Regions from separate parts of the Homo sapiens genome. Here all the other regions are linked to region 1. A link is a contact called in ENCODE Hi-C or POLR2A ChIA-PET data. All regions are on one chromosome and are shown on one strand. Each heading gives the region's core, a stretch centred on a gene start or an enhancer-like site at or near the end of the contact. The rest is flanking DNA. Distances are from core to core; before and after follow the strand shown.

Region 1 (2,773 bases), core at 151-2,650:
AAGGAACTAAGTTCTACATCTCCAGCTTTTCCATTACTTGCTTTTTCTTAATTATGTACAATTTAGATACACATCCAAAAAGAAAACAAATACAAACCTATTCTAGTTTTGCTCCAAGAATGACTCAGTTCCAATGTAAAATTAGAGGACTTAACAGCAAAAGGCATAAATAAAAGTTTCTTTTAAAAAACAGTATAACCTACCATACTTTTTGTTTTTTTCTAACATGTGTTTTGTGTCACTGTTACTTAGAATAGGTACTCGAGTGAACGACCCTTCCAACGGAGGGCTTCAGGTTCTGCAGTGATATTTCTTCCTCGTGCCAGATCCTTAGTACAGCCCATGTGGACAGGCTCCCACGTGAACATTTCTTTACAGAAGCCACAGGAAGACCTTGAACGTCATGTTGCTCGCGCCCTGGCAAGGCCCCCGCCCTTCTTAGCTGGGGCGTTCGAGGGACCCCAGGAGAGGCAAGGAGTTCAGCAGATTCCCAGACCCGGAGAGGCGGTGCGCGAAGGTTCCTCTACGCGATCCCCCTGCCGCGCCCCACATCGCTCTCCACCTAAGGGCTTTCCGGAACAAAGCCGTGCGGCCGCGCCACCTCCGGCCCACCCGGCCTGTCCCACCGACCCGGCCCCACCCTCACCCTCAGCTCCAGGGACCCCCAGCAGGCCGAGATCTTCACACCCCCGCGCTCCGCCTCGGCTTTTCGGTTGGTCCGGGAGAAAACTAGTAGGAGCAGAGGCGCCGCCGTCCGTTAGCCTCGGTCCGGAACAGCGGTGCCGAGGCTCCATCCCGGGGTCCCCTCGCCCCATTACAGACCAGAGAGAAGGACTGGAGAAGAAAAAACCGGGGCGCTGGTCGCCAAGCCCCCGAAGACCTGCCTACAGATCCCCAAAGCCTCGCCCGCCCGCGCCTGCGACGCCATCCGCGGCCGGCGCGCAGCCCCCTAACCGCCGCCACCCGCCCAGCGGTCACTCCCCCACCCCGGGCGCGGCCCGCGAGGCTCCGCCAACCTCCACAGGAAGGTGAGGGGGGCGCGAGGCTCCGCACGCGAAGTGGATGCCGCCGGCTCCCGATCCCGCGGCCCGCAGCAGCCCAGACCGCACACGAGGAGCCGCGGCGCCCAACACTCTGCCCACCACGCGCTCTGCTTCGGCTGGCCGCCGCCGACTGCAGCAGCTGCGGGAACCCCAGCGCCCGCATCCCCGAGGGAACCAGCCCCGACTCCCCGGTTCTGTTCTCCCTTTCTACCCCCACGCCGTCCCGGGACTCGCAGTCTCCGCCGCGCACGGGGCCGGTTCTGGGGGAGGGAATGTAAACAAATCGGGGTTTTATAGTTACCTCACACTCGAGTGCCGTGTGCATCTCCTCTCCGCTCGGTACCAAACCCCGGCTGCACCAAATCGTGTATTCACCAAAGCAGACTGCGCTAACTGCGTCGCAGAAACCGGCGCGTCTGACACCCTGCTACGCTTGCGGCGTACAAGGTCCACTCAGCTCCCTGCGCAGCCGCACCCCGTCCGCCTATGGGTGCTACGCTATGGGCGTACACGCGCCACCTAGCTATTCACTTCGGATAACGCCAGTTGCGTAAAGGAGTCGCACTACTCACGGATTCCACATGGATCGTCCGAGGAATAGGAAATTCAAGTCTACGCAAACTGCGGAGTTCCGTGGCTCCGCGCTAGTTTTGTTCCAAGAAAGAACGCCGCGGGGGAGTTGGGGCGGCTTCTTAACGCATGCGTGGAGCGCCCTTTATCATTCGCCTTTTCTCCTGGCTTTCGAACGTCGGTTGCTGAGGCCTTGGGCAAGGCGAATGAGTAATGGAAGCTCTAAACCCAAACGCTTTAGCCAAAAAGCTTCAGAGTGATCAACTGGAATGTTCATCTGTATACGAGTTAAACATCTACGTTAAGTTAACCCCGCCCCCTTTGTTAAAGTAACCTTTTCAGTCTCTTAGGGCAACAGCGAACTTTATTTAGTGCTAAGTGCGAGGTGTTTTGCCTAGCTCCCCTTCCCACCCATTTAATTCTAAAGCACACTTACTGCGGGTCTTCCAAACCTAAAAGAAAAAGTTGAGTCCTGAGAACATGTCACACATGTAGAGAAATTCTCGAGGCTTTTGGCAACTTTCCAAGGTCTTCACTCCTCTACTCCTCAACTGATCGACTATTTCTTAACACTCTATGACAAAAAAATCCCGATCCAGCCAAGCAGTTCCATGGACTTGTGCCTACACCGTGCTCATTCTTGCCCTTTGCTCACGCCATACATCCCATCTAAATTGTCTCCTCCCCTCTTAAGCAACCACCAACCCACATTTTCTTAAAAGGTGACTCTGGACGTCTTATTTTTGCTTCATTACTCTGCTTCCTGGCTCTTACTTAATCCACATGTTGAGGCGTATCTGCATTCCGCCTGGGGTGCCTGTGTTTCTATATCCAACCAGAATCTACTTAACACAGCGAGTTCTGGGGGTGCCTTACTGGTGTCTAGTAGAGAAAATAAAACCATGAACAGCAGTAATCGCAGGCTTGACTGTGTGTCAAGTACTCCACATATATATTAATTTAATCACCATAACACGGTGAGGTAGGAAACTGAGGCACACAAGACTTTAACTTGCCTGGTATCACAGAGCAGGTAGAGAAAAGAGTTGGGATTTCCAAACCCATTCAGTATGGACGGCTAGGTAGTCCCGCTAACCTGCATATTATACCTTCATGAAAGAAGGTTATTTTTTGTTTTGTATCTCTACAAAAAACATCCA
Region 2 (2,773 bases), core at 168-2,667, 1.8 Mb before region 1:
CTACGATATGAAGATACACACATTCATATATACAGTTAAACCATGAAATGAATACTGGACAACTGGACCACATGGAGAACAGCTTTTTTGTCACTCGTCTTCCAGTACCACTCTCTCATATACTTAAGTATAATAAAGGTCAGAATCTGATGCTTAACATTGGAAATGAACGCAAACTGCCGCCCTCATTATCATAAACAGTATTTATCTTGGAACTGAAGCCTCAATTTGATCATTAAAGCAACTGTATTTTTCTCAAAAGTAAGTGTTATTTGCAAGACAACATTTTATAAGAGTAATACAAACAGATCTCAAGTATGATGGCGTTATTCTGCTTGAAACTACTTTTTGAGGTTATTTCCTAAAGCAGGAGTAATTTTATGATTTTGTTTGTCTCATCCAACATTTGTCTAAAGGGATTTGGATTTGGTAAGGTTGTTGGTGTTTTTAAAAATTCTTCATTGAATCTTTTTTTAAAAAAATTATTTCCTTGTTTCCAGTAGGGTCGGATCTTCATTTAATCTAAATGTCCTGGGGCTCAACTAGATTTGTGTTTTCTCTCCCCACCTCGTATTTTGTACACCTGAATTCATTTTAAACACACTAACTTTAATTTTCAAGAATATTACAATGTTATTAGTAAAAGGAAACTAAGTCGTACAAGTATGGTATCCGTGTCCCGACCTCCATCTCCACCCCCACCTACCAAAAAATGAACCAACCAGGAAAATCGAAAGCTGACTATGCTTCAAGGTTACAGGACCTGTAAGTTACAGCAGAGTGAAAAAATCCAAGTCCCTTATGCTGGCTGTATTTAGTTTTGTAAACACTAAATGGCGAGGGCAAAGCACTCTTTCAGAAATTGGGAAAACGCATCTGACCATCTGGCAGGTAGAAGGAACCGGAGAAGGGGGCTCACCGCCAAACACAAACTCCCATACAGCCAGCAGCCGGCAACCCTTCTGCGCAAAGTTAAAACTTTCCAACAGCAGTAGCAACAAGCCATAGGGGAGGAGACCGGAAGAGCCCAAAGGCACCAATGGCCAAATTGCTTCCAAAGTCGCTTCGCCGATGATTCACCGCCTCTCACGAGGCAAACGAGCCACGAACACAGCCTTGGGCCCAAGGTGATGCGCGCCGCTCTTGAGTCCCTCAGATGCCAAACGCAAAAAAAAGCCTTCTCCTCTAAAGACACGGAAATGCACCGAGTCCGGCTCTGCCTCACCCCCAAATCCTTCCGGTCCCCCAACTCGGCAGCCAAAATCGAAAACTACTCTCGTCTCAGCGCCCCCGCTGTTGATTACCTGCCATTCCGCACGGGCGCCTGCGCCCCGGCCGCTGTCGCCGACTTCGGACGGCATCCCGAGACTACCCTTCTCAAGGCCGTATGACCAGTCCGAGCTGCCATGATAGACTCTCCGAAGCCGGTCGTCACCTCCCGGACCAGCCCTGCAGCACCGCCCTCCTCTGGTCGGGCCCGGAGCCCGGCTCCGGTCTCTTCCAGCCAATGGACTGGCCGCCTGCGCAGCCTGACACGCCCCTTCTTCCCTTCCGGGTTGCACGTCGCTGACACACGCTGACCGTAAACGTTCCCGTCAGCCTGTCGGCCAATCGGAGCTGCGGGCCCGCCAGGACACACCTCTCTCTCCTGACCGACCAATCGCTTTTCCCGTGCGCTCGCGCAATTTGCGTAATACTCAGTGACTGCTCAGTCCACGCCCCGCGCAGGAGCTGTTCCTGGATTAACCAACTGCCTGGTTCTCCTGGGGTCCGCTTCCGGGAGGCTAGTCAGTGAGCCCCACCCCCCCGGGGGCTGCGGGAAGCCCCAGGGCTTGAGTGTTAATTCTGTAACTGTCCGAACCCGTGAGTGCGGAGCCAGACAGGCCACCACTCCTGGCTGCGAAGCCTGGCTGTCAGCGTCCTGCTTGTTAATGATTGTCTAATACAATGCCTGCCTTGCCTATCTCACGGGGTAATTGTGAGGGCAACATAAGGTCCTGTCATTAGGAAAGACTCAGTTATCCAGCAGCAGTTCCGTCTGCCTTCTTCCTGCGTGTCCCACATTTTAATTGGTGTTCTCGTATGATTTGGGTTTCCCTTATTCCATACTAATCAGACGACTTCGCTTTGATTTACTTGTTTTGGTGATCAGTCATCAAGTCCAGACTTCTTGTTCCCTCAGTTTGTTTTCAGGTCTTTACTTAAGGTTTGTGCACCAATAGTTTTCCTGCAAACTGTAAAGTGAGGATGACAATACTACCTATTTAATATAGTTTGGGTGTAAATGAGATTGTTGATTAAATGTAGTCAGATATTTGTGTGGCACCTACTAGATGCTGGAGAAGTGAGCAAAAGTCTTCACTGTCACAGAGCTTATATCCTAGTGGGGGAAAGAAACCAATTAGTATATAGTGCAATGGCAGCTTGTTATATGTCCCATAGACTAAACAGTACAGCAGGGTAAGGAGATGAAGAGGGAGGAATATGGTAGGGTGCTGTTTTATATAGGGTGGTTAGGAGGGGCTCTAAGAGGATGACACTGAACAAAGGCCTAAAATGAAGTGAGGAAGTGAACTCTGATTACTTGGGAGAAAATGGGCCGGGCGCGGTGGCTCACGCCTGTAATCCCAGCACTTTGGGAGGCCGAGGCGGGCGGATCACGAGGTCAGGAGATCGAGACCATCCTGGCTAACACGGTGAAACCCCGTCTCTACTAAAAATACAAAAAATTAGCCGGGCGAGGTGGCGGGCGCCTGTAGTCCCAGCTACTCAG
Region 3 (2,773 bases), core at 104-2,603, 1.8 Mb before region 1:
AAACCAAGACTGTGTGTCAAAAAAACAGAAAAAAAATCGTTTGTGTCACCTGATCTGAAGAAGGGAGGGAGTCTGGTGAGAGGGAAAGAGGGAGCAAGGCTGCAGGTCAGGAGTCACCAGGGACAGGTTATCTAAGCTCTCAGTCCAGTGCCATTGTCCATATATCTCCCACCTACCGCTAGCCTCAGGAAAATGGCTCCTCACTTTACCCAAAGTAGATATGGGGTCTTCCTGCAAGAGGAATACACCCATACCATTTCCCTCCCTTCAAACGACCATACTGACCCATGGTATGGTTAGTATTTGGGTTGCAGGTTTATCACATAGCGAGGTACTCCTCTCTTTGTGATGGCTCTAACCTTGATAACTACCTGTTTTCCTCGGCTGCTTCCGGGACCCATCTTTCTGAGCCTTTCTTTCTTTTTCATCGTCGAAGTCAAAGACCAGTGTGACAGTACAAGGTTATATTATAATTGATGCCCAGGAAAACAGACTGCCGTATTCTGATCTATTAAAATTCCTGATTTAGGAATACCGTCTAGGATTTAAGAGAAACATCTAATGAATGTTAATAATGACGATGAGTGGTTTTCTAGGAACCCATAAAGTAAAAGGCTTTAAAAGGGTGGCAAGATTGTCACTGTGCAACTCAGCAACGATTTGTGAGGCTCAACGAAATTCCTACCCAAATTATTTGCAATTATTAAACAGAAAGAATGAAAAATGACCTTGAATTACAGGGCGAAAGATGGGACTGTTAAGACTGTCTTCGTAACTAAGCACTGTAAAGACTGAGACAGCTGCAAGGGAAAGTTTTCCTCGAGCTCTTCCAGTGAATTTTGGGAAAAGGGATTGAATGTCTGAGGTCTCTTCCAGCTCTGAAACCGCAGCGTTTCGTACAGTGTTCATTTTTTTTTAATGGGAGGGGTCTCGGGGTCTTGCTCTGTCGCCCGGTCTGGAGGCTTGAGTACAGTGGCGCGACACGATTACGGCTCACGGCTGCCTCGAACTCCTGGGCTCAAGCGATGCTCCCGCCTCAGCCTCCAGAGTTGCTGGGACTCAGTGTCTGTTCTTAACTCCCTTCGTAGAATCCACTTTCCTCCAGGGCAAAGTTACTCACTTAAGGACCTTACGGCTCGGCTCGGGGATTTCCTGGGTCACCACGCAGGCGACTTCAGGGCCCAACCGTGTCTCCTCCCCCACCCACAATGCACCTCGCGGTTCCCTCTAGGTGGCAGTTCTGTCACGTGTCACCCGACGGAGCGCGCTCCCGTTTGGCGCACGCGCAGAGTGCAGCCCCCAGCTATTTTTCTCCGTGGCGGCGGCGACGAGCGGAAGTTCTTGGGAGCGCCAGTTCCGTCTGTGTGTTCGAGTGGACAAAATGGCGAAGATCGCCAAGACTCACGAAGGTAAGCGGTCTTTCCCTGCTTACGTGTTTTCTTCGTTGCTAGCCTAATAAAAGCCTTTTTTCCTAGGATTCTGCCTTTTTCTATGGTTTCTTTCGTAGGAGCTGAGCCCGCGTTTCGGGGCCAAGGGTCGTCTCCTCCGCGCCAGCGGCGCAGGCCACTGCCCCGCGTAATGGCGTCCTCCTCTTACACCCCCGACAGGCGCTTTGTTCAGTGTTTGGGACCTGCTACTTCAGAGTAGCTTCTCTTCTCTGACCAGAGGGCCTCGTTTAAGCGGCTTCCTCAGTAGGATTCGTGGGCAAGGGATCGGGGAAGCGGGCGTGGGGAGAAGGTCTCACTCGCCTCTCGACACTGTCGTCCCCATAGTTTGTGCAGAAGAGGGTCAGAAAAGCACTGAAATACGGCAGCCGCTTTTCCGGCAGACTGAATCGAATTTGGTTAAACCGAGATTCCGTTACTCCTACCCTTGTGTGTCTTCAAGCGTCAGTTACTTGTTTATTTTTCTTGCACGAAACGATTTGGGGATAAAATCTGGTAGTTGTTTTCCCTCCCTTAGTCACTTTTAGTATAATATTGATCTTTTTCTTTGGAGACTGGTTATTGGAGGAGCAGATGGAAGAGGAAAACATAAATTACTTTCATTAATGGCCGAAGCTTTCAAGCTAGTTGATCGTTTTATGGAATACAGAGTGTGCAAATTAGGAAAACGTTGGGAATAGACTGGAGTTCATTAGGAAGTATCCAGAGATGACAGAAAATGGGATCACTTTTCAGAAAAGACGAGGCATGAGAAGTTGGAACTGCATTCTTTGATTTCTGACTTGGAATCCGAGATTTTCACTGAGAACGAGACTTCTAAGTCACTTTTGTTTCATATGTTCTTTCTGGGTATTTGGCTCGGTATTAGTCTGTGAGAGGTAAGAGACTGAGGCCATCCAAAATTTTACAGTCTGATAGGAGAAACAGATGTGTATGTTCTCATTCTCTCATGAGGCCAGATGCATGCTTAAGTAGAAGAAAAAGCAGCATGTTCTGGGAACCTGGGTAACGGAATGATTATGTTTAGGGTTGTTTCACTGAGGAGGTTACATGACCGTGTTTTAAAAGGATCAGTCAGTTTTAAATCGGGAAGGACATCTGAGCCTGAGAACATCTTGTAACAAGGTATTGAATCGTGAAAGGTGTGTTTGAGTAGTAGTCCACTGTAGCAGGAACAGAGGGTGCAAGTAGAGAAGAAATAAATGAATCTGGAAAGGTTGGATTAGGACCAGAATGTGAATGGCTTTGAATAGTTGGGTCACCCAGAGGACCTGAAGTCCAGCTTTCTGCTATTTATCAAACATGCTAATGAATTGTCAATGACTTTA
Region 4 (2,773 bases), core at 103-2,602, 1.7 Mb before region 1:
GGTTCTAAGAGTAGGGAGGAAGAATGGACATTTGGTTTGTGAATATACAGTAGAGGCAGATGTTTGGTCTTGACCAAAGAATTCTGTAGCTCTAGTTTGCTCTTCAAAGCTGTTCAATGCTGCCCTACAGGTTTGCTCTATGGCCTGCCAGGGGCACATGGGGCTGCCTGGGAGCACTTCCTCTCCACTTGCTTACTTAATTCTCCCTTCTCCAGATCTCAACTCCTGTCACTTTCTCAGGGAAGCCTGCCCTCACCCACCAGTCTGGTCTGATTCCTTTGTTGTGGGTTCACTTCAGAAGCATGTTTTCCCTTGAGATCCCTTATCTCAGTTTGTAATTACATTCATTAGCAGAGACTATGCGGTTTATGTTGGCATCTTCTGAGAGCAGGTTATCTTATTTATGCTCTCCGTTTATTCCCGTGCCTAGCCAGTGCCTGACAAGGTAGGGACTCAGTACATAGCTGTTCAATGAATAAGTGTTTGCTCCAAATTCCAGAACTATCAACAGCTACTATGCTTACGAATATGCCCGTTGTATCTGTAGCCCATGGTGTTTGACAGCTGTCTTCTATTTGTTGAAGAGCTTGGTAACTTGGGATTTTGTAGAGATCAGTAAGGACTGGTGGGAACACCCAAAAGACCCATCAACTCGGTGATTTAGGACTGCTTTGCTTCTCCAGGAACTCCACTCCACCCCCACCAGCAAAAACCAAACCCAGGGTGTTTGAATTTAACAATAGTATGTGTGTGTGCATATGTGTGTGTGTGTTTAGCTGGAAAGTGGCTGGAGAACAAGGTGGAAGGGCCAGAGCTTCTGTTCCCTCCACCCATAAATGTTTGGCAAACACCCTGTAAAGAATCACAATGTGTCCGCTGCCTCCTGGCATTAAACAAAGGGAGCATCATAATTGCGGTCCCTGGGATCTTCGGGGCGCTGCCACCACCTGATTCTGGGTTAGGGGAAGGGGGCGTAACCCCATCTCCCCGGTTAAAGTGGACGGCATGTGAGTGAGAGCCTTTCCTGCCCCCTCGGGGTGTGTCCCCGCGGGCTTCCCCACCCATATGTGTGAGACCCGTCAGGGAGGCCCGCGATCCGCCCAGGGCCCGGGGCCGGCCCGGCCGGGCGCCGCGTGCAGGTGCGGAAGGCAGGCGGCGGCCCGGTGCGGGCGCGGGGGCAGCGCCGGGGGCCGGGCTGCGCGGCTCGGCTGCGGGCGGCAGGAGGCAGCGTCGGCCCAGGCGGCGGGCGGCGAGCGAGCCAGCGCGCGGTGATGTCAGTGGCGGCCCGGCTGGCAGCAGCCGGTACTTCCTGTGGAAAGGCGGGCGGGCTCGGCTGCAAACCCCACTAGCCAGTGTCAGCCTCTCGGCGGGAGGAGGCGGCGGCGGAGGAGGAGCAGGGGGAGGGCTGTCAAATTCGGGAGCCAGATTTTTTCCCTTCTCCTGGCAATCCCTTCCGCTTCCCCGGCTCCCGGCGTGACATCTGCGGGCCGGGGACCTGCATGTGTGTGCGCGCGAAGGAGCGGAAGAATGGCAGTGCTCAAACTCACCGACCAGGTAGCGGGCGGCGGCGCCGGCGGGCGGGACGCGCGGGCGCGGGGCGGCGCGGAGCCCGGCGGGGGGATGGGGGCGCGGCTGGAGCGCGCCCGCGAGCTGTTTACTCGCGGCGAAGGGGAGGACTGTGTGCGGCCGCCGGTGCCTCCGAGAGCCCGCGGCGGCAGCTCCCCTCCGCCGCGCCGTCCCCGCCCTGGGCCGTCGGAACTGCGCGCCCGAGTCTGGGGCAGGGCCCGTGGGCGCTGGGCAGCCGGCGTGCGGGAGTGCGGCGGCCGCGGGCCCGGCGGGGCTGGGGAGGGGGCCGGGGGCTCGAGGTGCTCTCGGGACTCGCACCGCGCCGCGTTGCGTGGGCGCCGCCGGCCCGGGCCCCGGGGAGGAGGACGCTGCACGAAGAGGGAGAAAGGATCGCAGACTGGGACCCCTCCCCAAACCTAGCAGGAGTCCTGCCCAGAATGCGGCTCTTGTGTGGCCGGGCTGTCTTTATTTATCCGTTGGATGTGACATCCGACTTCCTCTTTAGTTGCGCCAGGCTGTGTGCGTGGTGCGGGATGGGGACCCCTGGAGACCGCCCTTTCGGATCGGGCCGGTCCCTCTGAGGAGGAGGTGAAGTCGGCTCGGAGCCTCCACTCACAGGCGGTGGGCTACGGTCTGCCTGTGTCTACCAGCTTTGTTGGCTTTCCTTGCTGAGACACCACACAGGGCAGCTCTGGAGTCCTGGCTTGGAGAGGTGGGGTTATTTGCTGAATCGGATTGACAGTCCTCGCCGCAGGTCTGTGGAATGGTAACAGCCACCTTCGCGGACTCTGCTGCTCTTACATTGACACTAACAGGCACCAAACCAAGTTGCATGACAAAACTCTTTGCAGCTCTTTCCACGAAAAAAGGAAACGGCTTGCTACCCCCACCCCCGTTTATTCGTGGGTAGTGAAAGGAACTTTGTTTTGGGGTCCTGGTAGGCAGAGAGGCAATCTTGACTTTGACTACAGGGTCAGACTTGCCAGCCCTTGGTATTAAATACCTCAAACTTGTCCATGGGTTGCATCTGCTGCCTTGCGTTCTCCAGTTAGTATCCAGCCAGAACATCTTGCAACTGAAGTGCAGTCCGTCACCACAATGATTTGCAATGATTTGTTCTCCTGCCTTTTAGATTCAATTTTTTTAGCTTGTTTTTCCTAAATATTTACAGGTGTTTGGCGGGGTTGGTGATGGGGAAATCACTGAG
Region 5 (2,773 bases), core at 71-2,570, 1.6 Mb after region 1:
ATAAAATAAAAAAAATGATAGAAAGAAAAGGTTGATAACTAGAGAGGCTTGAGAAGGTTGTGTGAAAACAAGTGAAAATATAGCCAGAGAAAAAGGTAAGGACATCATATCAGATACATGATAATACCAATGAAAATTAGAGACAAAAGCAAAATACTAGCTGCTAAATGTACAACTGGCTGCTGGCTATCTAACCAAATTCTGACTGTGATAGGTGTGCCTGACATTTTTGACAGGTAAATATTTTTTATAGGACCTCCAGTTTTCAGTTGAAAAATAGTATCTTACATGAAGTGCATAATTAAAGGGAATATATTAGACTAATATATTTTTAATTTTTTTTTTAGAGACAGGGTCTCACTCTTTCACCCAGGCTGGAAGTGGTATGGTCATAGCTCACTGTAGCCTCAAATTCCTGGGCTCAAGCAATCCTCCTGCCTTGGCCCGCCAAAGCATTGGGATTATGGGCATGAACCACTGTTCCCAGCTCTAGGTTAGTATTATTGGTGCTAGTAGCTAGATAATTCTAAAAGTGAAACTCCTTACCTTTATTTTTAGTGTTTTTAAATATGGATAGAAACAAAAAGTAGGAGGAAATGAAAGAGAAGCAGATAAACCTTTTTTTGTCCTAGCATGTAGACTCCTTTGCATTTCTTGTTTTTCAATGAGAAAATAAAAATTTTTACCTCTTAATCTTAGCTTTGCCCTTTTAGGTTACTTGTCTGTTATCTCATAATTTATCTTTTACTATTAAATATTTATAATTAATGTACCCCAAATAGTTATATTGCCCACGGTCTAAAACAAAACAAAACAAGTTTGCTTCTAACCAAGGTTGTAGTTTTGTAAATCTTAGCTCTAGGAATAAAACTTTTAGAGAGCATATGCCAATTATGTGTATTGTGTAAAGTTTTAACAGTATATAAAGTTGTTTTGTCCTAAAGTCAATGGCATTAATAAGAGATAATTTATTCAGATAACTCTGTGAGAAAATCTCAAAATATTTCCAAGCAAGTCTGACTCAACAAATCAAACATGAGTTTCCTATAGGCTGAAAATCCTACCAGATACAACCTATACTTTTAAAAATGAAGCCTGTTATTTGGCTTCTTTTTGTTGAACTACAGGGAACTACATAGGTTTGTTGTTACATGATGAGAAAGGATTTATTGTGAAACACTTTGAGTGCTGTAAGATAAAATGCTCTATTAGGCTACATATACACAATCCTGCCACTTCCCCTTTTATTAAAGACCATTTTGACAGCCCAGTCAGGACTTTCTGAGGTTTAGAGAAGTGAAAAATGCTCTTCAGTGTGCCTTCACTCACAGAGGGCACAGACATCAGGCACCACATTTGACCAAATACACTCTCAGGATTGCCAGCTATCTACAGCAAAAACTGGTAACTACTTTCTTCAGCTTGCAGAGAGAACTTTTTAGAGTGAAAGTACCAGGTGTAGGCTTTTTCTGTACAAACATATTAAAATTTATATCAATGCATGTCCAGAGATATTTCCTAAATAATCTCTTTCAATTATCATTTATGAAACATGTAATGACCATTTACTATATGCAGGTCATTGTGCTAAGCACTTTATGTACATTATTTTATGTAACTCTTACATCATCCATGTAAGAAATCAACTCCAAATATAGATGAAAATATGCCAGATGAAGCAATCTGTCTTGTGGAGTCATTACTTAGAATTCAGGCCAGGCATACTTCAAAGCAACAAAGCTGTAGCAGCCTCAAGCAAGTGTGATCATGAGAAATTTAGAAATATTTAGTTTTTAATACATTGAGTTAAGAAAATTGATTTTAAAAAGTTCATTATCAGTCTTCAGCTTTTGTTTGGTGTTAGGAAAGCAATATAGAGCAATAGTTGATCCAAAACAGTTCACTTAAAGTGAGTTAGGTCTATATTTAAAAACATCTGTCAAATGTGGGTCCCTGGTTCTGATGTAGCAAACCCGCCCTGCCCTCAGTGGTAAGTGGAATGAAAGCCATTTCTGAGGCGGGGAGGGTGGAAAGGCTATAAATACATGATGCCACAATCACATCCTTCTTGTTCAAATGATGCTATGAGACCCCATTCAAGTCTTTGCATTCTTCTTCAAACAAGCTACTGGATTTAAAGGCCCAAGAAAAGCCTGATCATAAATTCAGAACTGTCCCTCCCAGCACAACTTCAGCCAGCCATCTGCACCCTCAGAGAGGATGCCAAAACTGTCAGTGCCATCTTGAGATCAATATGGTCCTTGTTCCTGGGATGCTACAGGTGGTTAGTGCTACTACCCTCTGCTTGTTCTGCTGCACCCCTGGTAATAAGTCACTGCTTTGGAGCTTGAATATTTGGGTTGTTTAATTTCTATTTTCTTAGCTGAGTGGTTGGTGGGGCGCATAAGAGTTGGGCAAGAACATGCTGCAGTGATTAGGCATGACCCTTTCCATGATCGCATTGGTTCCAGCAGGGAATCTATGGGCCAGTGGCCTATCTCACAGAAACTAAGACCACAGTCTTGAAACCACTGTGAAATTTGTTAAAATCCTAGTTTCCATTTCTGTGCTTATGACCAAGCCCCAAGTGGGGTGAGGTCTTAGAATCTAAGACAACCTCTAGTTGCTAAAGGTCCCACGTTACTTGTCTATAAAGTTGGGAATTGTTCTAAGATAAAGACAATATTGTCTCTTTATCTCACAAGCTTAAGAACACTCTCTTTTTTCTGTAGCCAGCTTAGCACAACCCAGCAAAAATAGGAAGCACTGGATA
Region 6 (2,773 bases), core at 99-2,598, 1.6 Mb before region 1:
CTGATCATTTCCTTATAGTAATTTCCCACAAAAATTATGGGGGTAAAGAATATGAAAATAGCTATAGCTTATCTGAGGTTGCTTTTCAGTTGCTACCTTCATCTTATTCTTTCTTTGTCTCCAAAGTGACTTGATTGCCTTAAAGTGATTCTAAAATTCACATAGCATTAGAGAAACCTAGACTATGCTTTAGAAAACAGTCTATCTTCCCAAAGATACATATACCCTCTTAAAGGTGCTGTAGTATTGCCAAGATACATACACATATAATATCTTAAAGTTGCTGTATGTACCTTTTTAAAAAGAGAAAGAGTTCTAAGCTTGTTTACTTAGAAGGTCTAATAAATCAGATCATTAAAAGTGTGAGAATTGCCTGTTTATGAAAACGTGCAGTTGGTTCAAACTGGCTATATAAATCGGCCAGATTGTATGAGCCAGTCTACAGGAGCTTAGCAGTGTACAGGTCCAATTCCATTATTTGCTCAATAATAGTTTTATGCTTAGGCTCAGCGTATGAGGCTGATAATTGTGGCATGATAAGACTGCACAGTGCTCAAGTGTATAATGAGCAATGCTTAGCTGGAAGAGAGAAAATATTTATCAGTGCTTTGCTAATGAGATGTTTTTTATATCATCTAATGAGTTGGTTTTATTTTAGGTAAGGTTAAATGTGTTTAATATGTTTCATAGAGATCTTGAAATAACATGTGCTGAAATAAATTAGAAAAAAAATCAGAAAAATTCCAAGTGGGCTCTCTGGAGTAATCACCTCGTAGATATTATTTTGAAAACCAGAAAACTGGTTGGAAGATGATATGCCAAAAATAACATTGTCTACATTAAACAGACTTACTTTATAGACCGCTTGTGTAACAAGATGTATAATGCTCTCCTTTGAGAACTTCTCCTTCCTTCAGGCTAACCTTGTTTGGGTGATATACCAGACTGTGTTAGAGGGGTCATAGCTCGCTGGGTGGCTAAGCCCCTATATGTGTGAGGTAGAAGTCTTGTAGAGTCAAAATTACTCTTGAAAATCTCTTTGGAAGGTGCCACCATGGAGGCCTGTATACTATCCCTTGTGGAGGCCAACACAGCCACTTTGGCCTGCAGAGTTGGAGCCGCATTGCTGTTTCTTTGAGCACCAGATAAGAAGTTGGCTTGCATTTAGGGGCCAACTTGTATGAAAAATATGTTTCTTTAAACACTAGAATCCCAGTCAGCTCTGTGAGATGTTCACACTGTGAAAAGCTTTCTGGAATGAGATGCAGAGGAAGCTGTGGGGTCGTGTTTCCTTTTTTCTCTCTCACCGTGGGCATGTGATCACCGAGTTCCTGATTGAAGTGTGTGTTTGTGTGTGTACGTGTCCACCTCCCTTCCTTGTGGGTGTTAACTGAATTCTTTTGAGCAAAAACATGTCTGACATGACACCACTGCAGTTGCTGTGATGCAGAATTTTTACTCATGTAGAAGTTCTTCTGTGAGAGCCTGCAATAACCTTTTTGGTTAATACTCCCTATAAAAGGAGAGTGGAAGAGGCAGGGTGAACAAATGTGTTATTTTGAATGAATGTGAATGAATCATGAGCAGAGATTTATTGAGGGCCTACTATGTGCTAGCAGTTAGGGATATAGTGGTGACCACAGTGACCGAATCCCTGCCCTTCTAAAACTTATGGTCTTGGTAGATTCCTGAGAATTTGCCTTTGTCTAGGCAACAATGGACTGACTAGATAACCATTAAATACATAGGGGTTCAAATATTTAGTGCAGAAGCATTTTGGGTTCTCGAATAGGGACTGTGTGATACAAGTGGTTTCTTTGAAAATTATCCATGATCTAAGCTCACACACTTACTGGCTCATAAAAGCCAGTTTCAGAGGCCAGATGACTTTCGTGTTTGGTGCCAGTGTGCTCCCACTGGATCCCTATCTGCCTGGTTGCAAACTCTTGGCTCTAGTACTGCCTGATCTCTAGCATACTTTGATCCACCAGAAAGTCCCTCCTTGTTCCAGTTCCAAAACTCTAGCTCTGCAATATCTCCTCTCCTTCCCCCAAAGTGGTGCTGTGGGGTGTGTGTGTGTGTGTGTGTGTGAGAGAGAGAGAGACTGAGAGAGAGAGAGAGGCTCAGTGAAGGGAATTCCCGTGCATGAGCTTACTGTTGATTACTAGCCCTTCATCACCGGAGTGTTGGTCACAAACCTGAGGAGGGCAAAGTGATTGGAGTCCCGAGGTGCTTGTGTTCCTTTGGCTCTGTTGGTCTGGATCTGTCGATCACCTTTCTTGGGGCTTCTTTGTGCTGCGTCGTCTCCTGCTTGCTGCCCCCCACTATTCCTCTTCTCTGAGTTATGGTTTATAACCTGCTGCATCTCCTAATGAACACCTGGAACCTCCAAGTTGGGAAAAGAAGGAGCATCTCATGGTGCCTGGGGCAGCAGGATGGTGTGGCCCTGACTTGGCCCAAGATTCTTGTGCCCCTCGAGGTGGTACCCCTGAGAAATGTACTCATGGGATTAGCGTGATTTCACAGATGGTTAATTTTTTTAAGTTAGTTAACTAAAGACATTATTTTTCCATTGAAATGAACATGGATATCTTAAGGCAGCACTAGACTGTAAAATTCATGTGAATGTTAAGTTAAAAACGTATTTTTCAGGCAGACATGTAGGGAAAGACGTTCACTCTTGTCTTCTGTTACAGGTACTTTGGTGGAAGTACCTGGTTGATCCTGGCTCCTTGGCTAAGTTATTGAAATTTTCTGCAGAATGGGGATAGTT
Region 7 (2,773 bases), core at 174-2,673, 1.3 Mb before region 1:
GTAGCTAGCTGTGTTTGTTTAGACTTGCAACTGTTTCTGTGCAGGGTAAAGACTATCTTGATTTTCAGGATCACTCCACTTCTTCTTCATAGTTTCGTAATCTGAACATCAGGGTGTTGTACAAGATAAACTATAAGCTTCCTTTTGGTTTTAAAATTCTTTGATTTTATGTATTGTAGCCAAACTTCCTCTGCACAGAAAATATACCAGAAAATCAGCCCAAGTTCAATGAAATTCATTTAGTGCCAAAGACCATTCTAAGAATCCTGTGGTTACTACACACACACGCACACACACACCGTCTACTGTTGAGTCAGCTTTAAAGAGTGATGTCTTTTTCCTAACATTCTAGTGTTTTGAAGCTGCTACAAGTGATTGATTTCGAGCTTTTTTTAAAAACTCCTCCTTTGTACAAAACAGAACCGAAATTCTTCAAAACGAATTAAGTCATTTGCGAGTTTGAATGGAAGCTGGACGAAATTGCCTCCTCCAGTTAACGTGGAACCCATTCCCCAAGAGATGGAGGTTCTGGAGAGCAAGGCGAGTCAGCGTCAAACTGATTACGCAGATACCTGTTGGGGACGTCAGTGCTAATAGATATTTTGGTAACATATTTTAAGGACTAACGATGCTTTTTGTGATTCAGGCTTTCATCTGATACCAAGAGCAGAATCTCGTCGGCTTGCGGGTGTTTTTTTTTTTTTTTTTTTTTTTTTTTTTAATGAGCCGGTGCTTTTAAGCGCTGTTACCTACTGGGCCCAAGTAGGCGGTAGAAGAGGGAAAATAAAGCCATTTGTTCCCTCTTCAAGCTAACTGCTCCAGAGAGCTGTGAGTGTGCTCTACTACCGTTGGGAAAACCGAAATTGCGGAGGCCTGAGTCTTTTCAAAATTGAACGGGAAGCGTTTTTAAACTGCCGCAGGGAGAGGCGTTTGCGAGGTGACAGCTGATGACCCCTGGGCTTTTAAGTCCTCCTCCCCTCTCTCGGTCCGCTCTCGGTCCTTAATCGCCTCTGGACTCTGGGCTCTAGTCCCCTCCCCAGATTCACCCATCTGACACCCGCCTCCTGCCCAATCCCCCGGCTCGTCTCCAGGGCTCCCGCGCTCCGCCCATCCCCCTCTGGATGCTTCCTCTCTCTCTCTTCTTTCCCTCCCGCCAGCCACTCCTCGCGTCTTTCTCTCCCCACTTCCCTTCTTTCCCCTCACCCTCCAGCCCAGCCCACCCTGCTTTCTCCCTCTTTCTCTTTCCCGTAGATCCGCGCTCGCGCTGCAACACCTACTCCTCCCTCGGCTCTGGGAGTCGCCAGGCCAGAGGCGCCGCGGACCTGGTGCGCGCAGGCGCACTGCGCGGCTGGCGAACGGGCAGGCCGGGCATCAGCGCAGGCGCGCGCGGCTGGGGCTCGGCTCCGGGGGTGGCGGTCGGACAGTGTCTAGCACGCTCAGTCCGGGCTTGGGGCCCCGCGGCGGAGAAGGAGGTAGAGGGGGCGGCGGCGGCGGCGGCGGTGGTGGCGGCACCATGTTTCTTCACTCAGTTAATCTCTGGAACCTGGCGTTTTATGTCTTCATGGTCTTTCTGGCAACCCTGGGGCTGTGGGATGTCTTCTTCGGCTTCGAGGAGAATAAGTGCAGTATGAGCTACATGTTTGAGTACCCGGAGTATCAGGTAAGGTTCTGCCCTCTCCTCAGCCGGGCGCTCCAAGACTCTGGCCCCTGGTGCCTTTTTCCTTCTGTGGGTTCGTCCTGCCTTGGCTCTCTGCGCCTCTCGGGCCCCCTGTCCCGTCCTCGCCTCTGTTTTCTCCGCCCGGGGAGACTCTGCATCCCCCTTCTGCCCCCCTCACCTCCCCTTTGTGTCCCTTCTTCACGGTGGGGTGTTTGTTAGACGATTTCCCGAGAGCATCCTCGTGGTCGTCCTCGTAGTTACTCCGCTGTCCCTCCGCCTCCTCCCCAGCCCCAAATCCTGGGCACAAGCTCTTCTGACTGGCCGGGCCCAGCCCCCCTCATGCCCAGAGAGGCAGCCTCAACCCTTCTCCCTAAACCGAAGCTCCATCCCTCTCGCGTTCTTGCCTTAACCCGTGCCCCAGGACCTTCCTTTGCTTCCCACGCGCCTAAATTCCCCTCGCGCCCGGTGATCTGCTCGTCAGATTTCGCATTTCTAGAAAGGGACCGAGCGTCTGCAGAGTGTATATTGGCTAGATAGTTCCCAAGGCTGTTTTTAGAGACTCCAGGGTTTTGCCTATGGGTAAACTGGCGAGTCATTGAATTGGAAACTAGATCCCCTCTTGGAAAGATGTTGCAGATCCTCTTATTTTGCAGGTTAAGGGGCCGTGCGTGTGTGGGCTTGCCTGTGTGTGTGCATACCTGTGTTTATGCATGTCTCTCAGCAGCCGAGCCTCTTAATAGTTGCATACAAAATCTATTTCATGGTGCTATTTTTGTTTTCTCGCTGGGTTCGGAGTTTAAGAGAGAGCCAACCCTTCTCTCTCCACCCCTACCGCTTCCATGCCATTTTGAATGTTTTCAATCAATGGCTTCGTTAGTTCGGCATAGTAGGATCTAGAATTTCATTCATGACTAGCTGTAAAAAGAGGCGCAGACAAATTACACAACTGTCCTAAGAGAATTTTTCCGAATGATTCTTTTATTTCTAAGTGCATCTCTTAATTATGGACTACCTATTGTAATAATTCCCTACCATAAAATGTATATGCACTATAACATATATTGATAAAATACATTTTTAGTATACTCTTAAAATCACAGCAGTTTTTTTTTTAGG

The links. A loop is a pair of places that touch in the nucleus more often than their neighbours do. ChIA-PET counts read pairs that join two places held with the same protein, here RNA polymerase II (POLR2A). Pooled maps may share reads with other maps.
Region 2: a loop to region 1 is called in a map of CD4-positive, alpha-beta memory T cell, with 9 times the contacts of the local background. The contact joins the promoter of COQ10B here to the promoter of SLC39A10 in region 1. A Hi-C loop is called at or near these places in 1 of 168 maps with a recorded cell type or tissue (CD4-positive, alpha-beta memory T cell), 1 of 37 single-sample maps with no recorded cell type and 11 of 50 pooled maps. POLR2A ChIA-PET finds 5 or more read pairs at or near these places in 2 of 52 experiments (AG04450 and activated CD8-positive, alpha-beta memory T cell).
Region 3: a map of CD8-positive, alpha-beta T cell shows a loop between it and region 1 (6-fold over the local background). The contact joins the promoter of SF3B1 here to the promoter of SLC39A10 in region 1. A Hi-C loop is called at or near these places in 2 of 168 maps with a recorded cell type or tissue (CD8-positive, alpha-beta T cell and OCI-LY7) and 15 of 50 pooled maps.
Region 4: a loop to region 1 is called in a map of natural killer cell, with 11 times the contacts of the local background. The contact joins the promoter of ANKRD44 here to the promoter of SLC39A10 in region 1. A Hi-C loop is called at or near these places in 1 of 168 maps with a recorded cell type or tissue (natural killer cell) and 10 of 50 pooled maps. POLR2A ChIA-PET finds 5 or more read pairs at or near these places in 1 of 52 experiments (B cell).
Region 5: a pooled map shows a loop between it and region 1 (4-fold over the local background). The contact joins the enhancer-like site here to the promoter of SLC39A10 in region 1. A Hi-C loop is called at or near these places in 1 of 168 maps with a recorded cell type or tissue (OCI-LY7), 2 of 37 single-sample maps with no recorded cell type and 4 of 50 pooled maps. POLR2A ChIA-PET finds 5 or more read pairs at or near these places in 1 of 52 experiments (T-cell).
Region 6: a loop to region 1 is called in a map with no recorded cell type, with 4 times the contacts of the local background. The contact joins the enhancer-like site here to the promoter of SLC39A10 in region 1. A Hi-C loop is called at or near these places in 1 of 37 single-sample maps with no recorded cell type and 2 of 50 pooled maps. POLR2A ChIA-PET finds 5 or more read pairs at or near these places in 1 of 52 experiments (H1).
Region 7: a loop to region 1 is called in a pooled map, with 5 times the contacts of the local background. The contact joins the promoter of PGAP1 here to the promoter of SLC39A10 in region 1. A Hi-C loop is called at or near these places in 1 of 37 single-sample maps with no recorded cell type and 12 of 50 pooled maps. POLR2A ChIA-PET finds 5 or more read pairs at or near these places in 1 of 52 experiments (GM12878).

The regions. Positions count from the first base shown.
Region 1 is chr2:195,655,853-195,658,625 of GRCh38, reverse strand. It overlaps SLC39A10 (solute carrier family 39 member 10), which reads right to left and starts at 1,400. Exons shown (of 10, transcript NM_020342.3): 1 at 1,345-1,400. RefSeq lists silencers at 632-731, 932-1,051, 1,082-1,131.
Region 2 is chr2:197,452,196-197,454,968 of GRCh38, reverse strand. It overlaps COQ10B (coenzyme Q10B), which reads right to left and starts at 1,417. Exons shown (of 5, transcript NM_025147.5): 1 at 1,305-1,417. The coding sequence starts at 1,408. RefSeq lists enhancers at 895-944, 1,145-1,194, 1,215-1,694, 1,139-1,755, 1,815-1,884 and 1 more.
Region 3 is chr2:197,433,608-197,436,380 of GRCh38, reverse strand. It overlaps SF3B1 (splicing factor 3b subunit 1), which reads left to right and starts at 1,353. Exons shown (of 25, transcript NM_012433.4): 1 at 1,353-1,409. The coding sequence starts at 1,382. RefSeq lists enhancers at 905-954, 975-1,284, 526-1,725, 1,470-2,016.
Region 4 is chr2:197,309,359-197,312,131 of GRCh38, reverse strand. ANKRD44 (ankyrin repeat domain 44) reads left to right here and starts at 1,352. Exons shown (of 28, transcript NM_001195144.2): 1 at 1,352-1,554. The coding sequence starts at 1,528. It overlaps ANKRD44-DT (ANKRD44 divergent transcript), which reads right to left and starts at 1,066. Exons shown (of 4, transcript XR_923750.3): 1 at 1-1,066. RefSeq lists silencers at 1,037-1,116, 1,127-1,446, 1,497-1,876 and an enhancer at 2,000-2,501.
Region 5 is chr2:194,103,363-194,106,135 of GRCh38, reverse strand. No RefSeq gene overlaps it. Among named protein-coding and RNA genes, the nearest start is that of LINC01821, 240 kb to the left of the region's middle. Within about 2 kb of position 1,320, at least 3 of the 41 ENCODE cell types and tissues checked have a DNase peak (open chromatin) inside an H3K27ac peak, as active enhancers do; they include OCI-LY7, where a contact is called at or near this core.
Region 6 is chr2:197,211,371-197,214,143 of GRCh38, reverse strand. The region is part of intron 1 of ANKRD44 (ankyrin repeat domain 44); the gene reads left to right. Among named protein-coding and RNA genes, the nearest start is that of ANKRD44-AS1, 15 kb to the right of the region's middle. RefSeq lists an enhancer at 1,113-1,352. Within about 2 kb of position 1,348, at least 9 of the 41 ENCODE cell types and tissues checked have a DNase peak (open chromatin) inside an H3K27ac peak, as active enhancers do.
Region 7 is chr2:196,925,357-196,928,129 of GRCh38, reverse strand. PGAP1 (post-GPI attachment to proteins inositol deacylase 1) reads left to right here and starts at 1,423. Exons shown (of 27, transcript NM_024989.4): 1 at 1,423-1,660. The coding sequence starts at 1,514. RefSeq lists a silencer at 1,225-1,474.